2 separate regions of the Homo sapiens genome follow, and region 1 is linked to region 2. A link is a loop called in an ENCODE intact Hi-C map of the cell type or tissue named here. Cell type or tissue: CD14-positive monocyte. All regions are shown on one strand. Region 1 overlaps KANSL1 (KAT8 regulatory NSL complex subunit 1). Region 2 has its middle 43 kb from the start of LINC02210.

Evidence for each region. A loop is a pair of places that touch in the nucleus more often than their neighbours do. Peaks named below come from ENCODE experiments on the same cell type or tissue, not always from the same donor. Only the 100,000 strongest peaks of a DNase experiment are listed, where the experiment ranks them.
Region 1: it touches region 2 in a loop (7-fold over the local background); 3 of 110 quality-filtered maps call a loop at or near these places.

Annotation. Positions count from the first base shown.
Region 1 is chr17:46,184,489-46,189,488 of GRCh38, forward strand. The region is part of intron 1 of KANSL1 (KAT8 regulatory NSL complex subunit 1); the gene reads right to left. Among named protein-coding and RNA genes, the nearest start is that of KANSL1, 6.4 kb to the right of the region's middle. In CD14-positive monocyte, a CTCF peak has its summit at 2,665 (motif pointing left); no DNase peak of the experiment used is centred here; H3K27ac peaks cover 2,881 bases.
Region 2 is chr17:45,575,292-45,580,291 of GRCh38, forward strand. No RefSeq gene overlaps it. Among named protein-coding and RNA genes, the nearest start is that of LINC02210, 43 kb to the right of the region's middle. In CD14-positive monocyte, no CTCF peak of the experiment used is centred here; no DNase peak of the experiment used is centred here; H3K27ac peaks cover 4,367 bases.

The DNA.
Region 1 (5,000 bases), 610 kb after region 2:
CCATTTAAAATCTTTCACTGACTCTAGAGTAAGGATGAGTCCAAATTCCCCACACACCATTATCTGTCCCCTTTTTACATTAGACCTCATCTCCAGCCTGTCCTCACTGCAGCCACCTGAAACATATGTTTCCTGGCTCTTCTATGCCCCTGCACCTTTACTCATGCTACTCTTTCACGGTTCAGCTCAAGGTTACATGCTCTTTCAAGTATTCCCCATTACTCCCAGGTTGAGGTGGGGTCCCTCCCTCTAGGCTCTTACCTGCACCCCCATGACACCCTGGCTATTGCTCATGGTACAATATAAACTCACAATTTTGTCTTGTCTCTTTCTTCCCCAGAGTATGTACTTTTTTTTTTTTTTTTTTTTGAAACAGAGCCTCTCATTGTCACCCGGGCTGGAGTGCAGCGGCACAATATTGGCTCACTGCAACCTCCACCTCCTGAGTTCAAGCGTTTCTCCTGCCTCAGCCTCCTGAGTAGCTGGGATTACAGGCACCCGCCACCACATCTAGCTAATTTTTTGTCTTTTTTAGTAGAGACAGGGTTCCACCATGTTGGCCTGGCCTGACCTCGTGATTCGCCAGCCTCGGCCTCCCAAAGTGCTGAGATTACAGGCATGAGCCGCCACGCCTGGCCAACTATGTACTTCTTAAAAAAGGAGGGTTATAGCTTGTTTTATCTCTGTCCCCTACAAGCAGCACAATGCCTGGCAGACAGCAGACCAACACACGTTAAGCAACCTGAGCATTCTATGCTAAACCCATCAGATGAAGATCCATTAGGACGTTAATGGGGATGTCTGAAGTGATCAACCACCTAACAAGAAGAGGCATCAACTGAACCTAGGATAGGCTTCACCCACTACAAGTTCCAGTTATTTACTTGACCAAGCACCTGTACCCAGACTAGGAAACTTTTTAACTACACTTTTTAAGCTATTATTAAATGTGGTTACACAGCATTATAAAGGTAATAGCCATCAAAATCACAAATGTAATTGCTCAAACTTTTACCCAGCAACTGCACTTCTAGAAATCTATTCAACAGAAATATTCTCATAGGTACTCAAAGATGTATACACAATGCTTTCACTGAAGAACTGGAATACAAAAAAAAAACCCTAATTAAAAAGATCAAGCCATATAACAAGTATGATCCCATTAAACATATATATATACACATATATATACACACACATATATACACACACACACACACACACACACACACACACACACACACACGGATAGGCTAGGCCCCATGGCTCATGCCTGTAATACCAGCTACTCTAGAAGTCAAGGTGGGAGGACTGCTTGAGCCCAGGAATTCAAGACCAGCCTAGACAACATAGCAAGATACCATCTCAAGAAAACTTTTTTTTCTGAAGGATGTCTATATATCAAACTATTAATGGTGTTAATCCTACTTCTATGCTAGCACTGAATTCAAATTTCCTACCACTCTTTAGCTGACAAAAGACAGAGGAAAAAAAAATCATACTTTTTATCATATCTCTTTCCAACAAGCCCTAATGGTTGGTGTAAGTGCTCCTGAACAATCCTAAAATCAGCGACTTCTGGAAGATTTTAAGAATTCTAAAGGAGGCCGGGCGCGGTGGCTCATGCCTGTAATACCAGCACTTTGGGAGGCCGAGACGGGTGGATCACAAGGTCAGGAGATCGAGACCATCCTGGCTAACACAGTGAAACCCCGTCTCTACTAAAATGCAAAAAAAAAAAAAAATTAGCTGAGCATGATGGCGGGCACCTGTAGTTCCAGCTACTCGGGAGGCTGAGGCAGGAGAATGGCATGAACCCAGGAGGCAGAGCTTGCAGTGAGCTGAGATCCCGCCACTGCACCTCCAGCCTGGGGCACAGAGCGAGACTGTGTCTCAAAAAAAAAAAAAAAGAATTCTAAAGGAAACAGGTTATTCTGGGAGGGTCCATGGCCAAATTCCTGAGTTCCCACTGAAACCTACCTTATACCTTTAGAGAAAAGTCAATTAATGACTTTTAAAAGTACATTTTTCCAATGCCAATAAAATGTTAAGTCAATACTAATATCCATTTTTCATTCTCTTGGGAGGCAAGGGGTAAGGAGTAAATCACTAAGTGCAAAAAAATACAGTCCAATTTTTTGGAGACATGCTTAAGGTCTTCAAAGAGCTTCAGTTCTCCATGGTAACATATGGAGAGTTTAATGAAACTTTCCTGACAGTTCAACTTATCAGACTGGTATTTCTTTTTTCTTTTTTTTGAGACGAAGTCTCTCTCTGTCGCCCAGGCTGGAGTGCAGTGGTGCGATCTCGGCTCACTACAACCTCCGCCTCCAGGTTCAAGCAATTCTCCTGCCTCAGCCTCTTGAGTAGCTGGGACTACAGGCATGCGCCACCATGTCCAGCTAATTTTTGCTGTTTTTTTTTTTAGTAGAGACAGGGTTTCACCATGTTAAGCCAGGCTGGTCTCAAACTCCTGACCTCAGGTGATCCGCCTCGGCCTCCCAAGGTGCTGGGATTACAGGCATGAGCCACCACACCCAGCCCAGGCTGGTATTTCTATGAAGTGTCTCTCCTATACTAGAAACCAGAAACTAGCTACAGTACTTAGCTTTGAGCCTCTTTCCCTTCACACCCTCTGGTGGAGGTGCTAACAAACAGTCACAAAGGCCAAATAACAAGCAGCAAGAGGAAAGTCTAGATATGAGTTCTTAGCAATTTTTGGTTTAACATCCTAACAACAAAATTGTTATTCCTCTTTTTTATTCCCTAATACTTACCTTCCAACTGAATTTAACCAAGTCTAACCTTAAGCTCTCCCCTTTTTAAAAAGGAATTAAAAGGTGAGGGACTCCATTAAGTTTGATGTCACTCAAGCAACTTTTTCCAAATAAGAGCAGAATCTGCTGTAATTAAAATTCAGAGTAAGATCTCATTTTGGATTCCTGGTTCAGGTTACAAGAACCAGAGTTTTTAAAATAACATTTAGATAAAACTGCACTCAATCTACCTCCACTTTGCATTTCCTGACCCTCAAAATCTTGGAAAGAAACTTTAATTCTAAAAAAATTACAGCCAGGAAAAAAAAGGGTAAGTTCACAGTCAGCAACAATAAAATACACAGCTAAATAATTTCCTGGTAGAGGGCTTTCAAATGTTAACACTGTGGAAGCAGCTTAAAATCTTGGAAAAGCAAGGCTTGCAGAAAGTAACATTTATTAAACAACTATTTTGCCGCATTGTGCTACTAAATGGGGAAGGTCTACTCTATTTAAAAGGTCTCTTCCACCTTAAAGGGACTCTTTGCATAAAGGTTTAAAATCTTCATATAAAATGTTTGATTTTTTTCTTTCAGACTGCCCAAACTCATTTGTTTTTGATTCATAAACATGAGCTGTGTTTTCTACTTTGGTCAAGTCAGTTTCCGCACTCTATTTTAGCTTTACCTTTATTCTACCAAAGACAAGAAAATGCTTAATAAAAAAAAATATATATTGCAGCTCTTTTTGGAGTCCAAGTATTTTGGTAAATCACACCTTTTGGCTTATTTTCTCCTATGTATTTTGTTCTACATCCTAAAAGGCACATGGCTTAAAAAAGAAACAAATAATAATAGTTACCCCCTGCCATACTAGTCATCTCCTATGACCCACAATCCTCCCCTCAATCTGCAAGTGACACCCAAGGATATCACTTACCTCCTATATCTTCTGATAGCCTTCAAACGCTGGTGAACTCTAGTACAGTGGATATTTGTCTTTTCTAATTCATACTGTCTTCTACAGCCATAGTGTGGTTCAACTGAGTTTTGATCTCACATTTCAGGGAATGGGAAGTACTGATGAGGGAAACTTATCTTGTCATATAAACTATTGTTCTGCACAACTTTTAGTATGCCCAGAGGTATATACGCAACTTATCAGCATAGAAACTGTAATTTAAACATACATCTTCAGAAGCAACATGAGAACTAAAAAAGTCTTAAAACAGACTTCCAAGAAACAGTTATGAAGTCCAATTTTAGGAAAAAGACATGATCCAAGTGTTCTTTGCACTGACACAGTAGGCAAGCCAGGTGTCTGGGGCCATTTTACTTAAGAACCTGCCCTGTACTCCTTTCTTAAGGTAAGTAAGTAAAGAGGCACTAAGGTAAAATACGCTTCCCAAGACATAGACTAATCAAATCACTCAAGGCAGGAACATTTAAAATGAAGAAAGAGTACAACGAAAGCTGCTTTAAAACTCTAAATAAGACAAGCAAGGGGCCAGGCCCGGTGGCTCACGCTTATAATCCTAGCACTTTGGGAGGCTGAGGTGGGTGGATCACCTGAGGTCCGGAGTTCAACACCAGCCTGGCCAACATGGCAAAACCCCATCTATACTAAAAATAGAAAAAAATTAGCCAGGCGTGGTGGTGGGCACCTGTAATGCCAGCTACGCAGGAGGCTGAGGTAGGAGAATCGCTAGAACCCTAGGGGTGGAGGTTGCAGTGAGCCAAGATCGCGCCACTGCACTCCAGCCTGGGCAACAGAGCAAAGATTGTCTCAAAAAAAAAAAAAAAAAAAAAAAAAAAAAAAAAAAGACAAGCAAGGTTATATGCTCCCGTTGCTCAACCTACTCAGGAGGCTAAGGCAGGAAGATCACTTGAGCCCCGGAGTTCAGGCACTCTAAACTGTAGCGCACAATGATTACATCTGTGCACGCCAACCTGGGAATCACAGCGAGACCCCGAGACCTCGTCTCTAAAATGAAAAAGAAACAAAATCTCTAAACCACTCAATAAGATTTACTCTGGGGCAATCAACAGACAACCACTTATTCAGTTTACCCTAGTCCCTCCCCTCTAAACTCAAGGAATGGAACGGAGAGGTCCTTTGTTGGGGGGTGGAGAGGGACAATAAAACTATATACATCTATCTAGCAAGAAAGTCGCTTATTTCTGTGTCTTAATGGACTCACCAAGAAGAAAAAAATAGCCCCTACCCATCTCCCCACAAGCTGAA
Region 2 (5,000 bases):
GTGGCTACAGAGCACTTGAAATGAATGTATAACAGCTAGTGCCACTGGAGAAACTGAAGTTTTCATTTTACTTAATTTTTTTTTTAAGAGATGGGTTCTCACTCTGTCACCCAGTCTGGAGTGTGGTGGCACAGTCCATAGCTGACTAGAGCCTCAAACTCCTGGGCTCAAGCAATCCTCCCACCTCAGCCTCCCAAGCAGGTAGAACTACAGGCATGCCATCCTATGCCCAACTATTTTAATTCTTTTGTGAAGACAGGGTTTTTACAAAACCCTGTTGCTCAGGCTGGTCTTTAACTGATGCCTCAAGTGATTTCCCACCTCAGCCTCCCAAAGTATTGAGACTACAGGTGTGAGCCACCACACCTGGCCTACTTAGTTTTAATTAATTTAACTCTCCACATGTGGCTAGTAGCTACCATACTGGACAGTACAGAGGATGAAAACAACCCACAGGCTTTATTTGACTCAACATTCAGTTCCACAATTACCTGTGCTGCCTACTGCATTCAAGAGATTTAACCAGGCACTCCAGAGACTGAATGGGACTTTCCCTGCCCAAAGTAGGTTGTAATGAAGGAAGGGCCAGATCATTAAAAGGCCATTTCAGTTCCACCTCTTAACAGATATAGATATAGATAAAGGGGTTAAATAATTAAGAGGATAAAACAATCCTTCCTAAAGGTTTATGGACTTTAGGAAGGAGCCTCAAAATACATAGATGCAGAGCCTCAAAATACGTGAAGATTGCTAGAACTTCAAGGAGAAACAGACAAATCCTTCACAATAGCTGTAGACTTCAACACTTCCCTCAGTAATCAACAAAACAAGTAGAAAGTCAGACAGATCTTAATAACACTATCAACAAACTTGACGTAATTGATATTTATGCAATACTCCACCCGACAAGAGCAGAATACAAAATTCTTTTCAAGTACATATGGAATATTCACTTAGACTGACAAAATTTTGGGGTGCAAAACCTCTAAAAATGTTTTACAAAATTAAAGTCATACAAAGTATGCTCTCTGAACAAAATGAAATTAAATTAGAAACCAGTAACTGAAAGATACCTAAAAAAAAAAATCCCCAAATATTTGGCTAAAACAATTAATGCACGAGGTCCTGGAGGTTAAGGGGGTGGGAAACAAAGGAACTCAGCCCCAACTGGGGGTAAAGGGAATGGTGATCAGAGAAGGCAGGCTGGAGAGGGTGATGGATGGGTGACTAGGAGGTGGGTCTGTGAGAACTACGAAGAAATAAGTATTACTAGATCAATTTGAGATGAAGAGAAGAAATAAGGAGTGAACAAGGAAAAGAGAAATAAGGGGGATGTAAAAAGTAAAGTAGAGGTTCCTCTTCAAGACTTTCCTCTCTAATTAAGAATAAATAGTAACTTCTCTTAGAAGCAAAATTTATTCAAAGACCTGTGCTAACATTCTTAAATATCTGCTAGCCATAATAAAGAAATCAATGTACTTTATGTTCTTAGCTCCCACAATTTAGCCTAAATATTTGCCCTGGCACGCTTAGGCTGGTCCAAGCAAGCATTAGGTCATAGCCTGTTCCTCTTCCTTATTTAAAAGTGTTTTTACCTTTCTCAACATTCCACAAGTTACTTCCTCCTTCCTTTGTTCCCCTCTACCTTTGCCTCTTTTAAAAAGTTCTAAGTTACTAACCAATCGGGACAAATACAGAATGTGAGGTCCCGTTCCAGCCAAAGGAAACCGGAAACAGCAGTAAGGTAGATGCGTCAGGTTATAAATGACCCTATCTCCTTTGTTGGGTGTACTCTCATGGCAAAACTGCCCGTGAGTGTACCCTTTCTGCAGGAAGTAAAAATGGCCTTACTAAGTAAACTAAATTTATGTTCAAGTGCTGTTTCTTCACGGCACCGGGGAACAAGCATTTCAAACAGGAGATTTAGAAGTCAGTTCATCCTTGACTCCTTTCCTCCCGCTCACCACATCCCAGCCTAACCAATCTATCTCATTCAGGATTCATTCTAATGCCTGAATTATTTTCTGCCAGGTGCTGTGGCTCACACCTGTAATCCCAGCACTTTGGGAGGCCAAGGCGGGTGGATCACTTGAGGTCAGAAGTTCAAGACCAGCCTGGCCACTTGAACCGAGGAAGAGGTTGCAGTGAGCCAAGGTCATGCCACTGTACTCCAGCCTGGGCGACAGAGTGAGACTCTGTGTCAAAAAAAAAAAGAAAAGAAAAGAAATTAAAATTGAATTTGCAATAATCCAGCAAATAATCCTATTTATATACCTAAGAGAAATGAAAATATATGTATAGATAAAAACATGTACACGAATGTGCTCAGCAGCATTATTCATAATAGCCAAAAAGTGGAAACAGTTCAAATGTCCATGAACTTACGAAATGGATAAGCAAAACATGGTCTCTGGGCACAGAGGTGTGTGCCTGTAACTCTAGCTACTCTGGAGGCTGGAAGGCTGAGGCAGGAAGCCTGAGCCCAGGAGTTTCAGGTCAGCCTGGGCAACATTGCAAGACCCTGTCTCCATTTAAAAAAAAAAAAGTGGTACAGCCATACAATGAAGTGTTATTCAAATATAGTACTGATACATGCTAAGATATGCATAAACCTTAAAAACAGTAGGCTAAATGACAGAAGCCATACATTATATGATTCCACTTAATAAGAAATGTCCGTAAGAGGCAAATCAACAGCAAATGAACGTAATTACTGGCTGCCAGGGGAGAGCAGGAGGGAGGTGAAGAACAGGGAGTGACGCCATAGGCATGGGCTTCTTTTGCAGGGGCGTAAAAACAAGCTGGAATTAGGTAGTGTTAATGGTTGCACAACTCTGTCAATACACTAAAAAAAACCACTAAATTGCATACTTTACAAGGGTACATTTTACAGTATGTAAATTATATCTCCATAAAGCTGTTACCTTTTAAAAACTGAATTTTCATAAATATTGCTTGAAAATCATTCTGCAATTTAAAAGATGTTCAATAAATGTTAACTATTACTGTCGCTATTTTTAAAATGTGACACTCTCAAAATAATATTTGAATATAACTATCAAGAAAAACATAAAAATTGTAGATATATACCAGCAGACAAAACAATTGAAACATTATATTTACACGCATTTTAATTCTTTCTATATGGTCACTTTCGATCTTTTAAAGTGTATTTTAATGTATAATTTTTTTTTAAGTTAAGAAACATGCTGCCTCCTGATGCTTATGTTAAAGAACCAAAAGCATGAAAAAAACTAGAGGCCGGGTGTGTTGGCTCAGGCCTGTAATCCCAGCACTTTGGGAAGCCGAGGCAGGTGGATCACGAGGTCAGGAGTTCAAGACCAGCCTGGCCAACACAGTAAAACCCTGTCTCTATTAAAAAGTACAAACATTAGCCGGGTGTGGTGGTGGGCGCCTGTAGTCCCAGCCACTCAGAAGGCTGAGGCAGGAGAATAGCTTGAACCCAGGAGGTGGAGGTTGCAGTGAGCTGAGATTGTGTCACTGCACTCTAGCCTGGGCGACAGAGTGAGACTCCATCTCAAAAGAAAAAAAAAATAGAATAATTAGTGTCAGTGTTAAGCTAGTGCTGAGATCATAACCACTGTCAACAGGCACTCAAAGAGAAGGAAGAACAAGGTGCGCAACAGGACTCAAGGAAGATCTCCCAGGAAGAGGGATTCGAGCCTGGCTAAGGAGCAGGAAGGGAAAAGGGCATCAGCTAGGATTTGTTCCTGTGTCACCCAGATTACCACTTGCTCACCATGACTACCACTCTCTCACCCCCATGTCTCCATCATTAAGGGTCTTTAGTCAAAGGGAAGACACAGGGTCTTGAGGACTGAGGAAAGGAGGACCTAACAGAAGAGACCAGAGCTCCTGGTCTTAACATCCCCAGTCCTGTTATATGCATGTTTCAACACAAACTTCCAAACATGCCCATGGGTGAGCAGAATTGAACAGCACGAACTGTATGCAAGACTATTTATCACTGCGTAACTAGGACATGCCTCTCCACTACTCACAAATCATGTTGCCCAACTTTTTCAAAACCCTTTTGGCTCTCACTTTAATTATCATGTTTAATCTCTTGAGGTACTGATACCTGAAAACAGATGTCATTAATTTCCCTTATAATCTTGACCTCCCTATTGTTACTGAAAGTACTACCATTCTTAGGGAGGTGTAGGTGATGCATTCCTCTCTCTACATTCTATGTGTCAAGGCCAGAAGAACTCTAGAGTACCTCCTGGACTGATCTTCCATTTAGGACTACAAAACCCACCAGCTATCTTGTCCTTGTCAATCCATCCTGCAGAACAGAAGCTATGCTTCAAGATCTTCTGATCATCCCAATACCCAAAATTAAACAGATTCGAAACAGATTTGAGAGAGAGGGCTACACCAGTGGTTCAACAGCATCTCTGTAATTTGATGTGGTTCTGTTTCATGTTTATGCATGGTGCTGCTGGGAATACAGCATATCTTCTCGGGGTGTCAGGAGTGAAAAAGGCCTGAGGATCACGATCCAGCCCAATCCCTATTCTACAGAAGAGGGGGAAAGTACAGTTGCTATAGCCTGATCCTCTAAGTACTGCCCAACACAACATACAAGGGAGTTTTGATTAATTTCCTATTCACACACTCAGGCTCTTGTTACACCGAGTTACTTGAGACTGCCCACACTTTACTATCAGTGCCTGCCGCTCCCTCCCGCTCTCTCCCCCTCCCTCCCTCAATCTGCCTGTCCTTACTCTCCACATGCCCATCCAGGAAGCCTACACCCACACCAATCCCCTTAAACAGGGTATATAATCTCACCCTCCTTTAAATGCCCACTGCACTTTGTACCTCACTTGTAACGATCAGAAATTATACTGAAAAGATATTAAGTTGACACTGGTGGGAATAATATTGTCAAACCAGTGACAAATTCTGTTTGAGGTAAATCTATGGTTCATTGATGGCATCTCTGCCACTGATCTCCACTGTCACAATCCTTA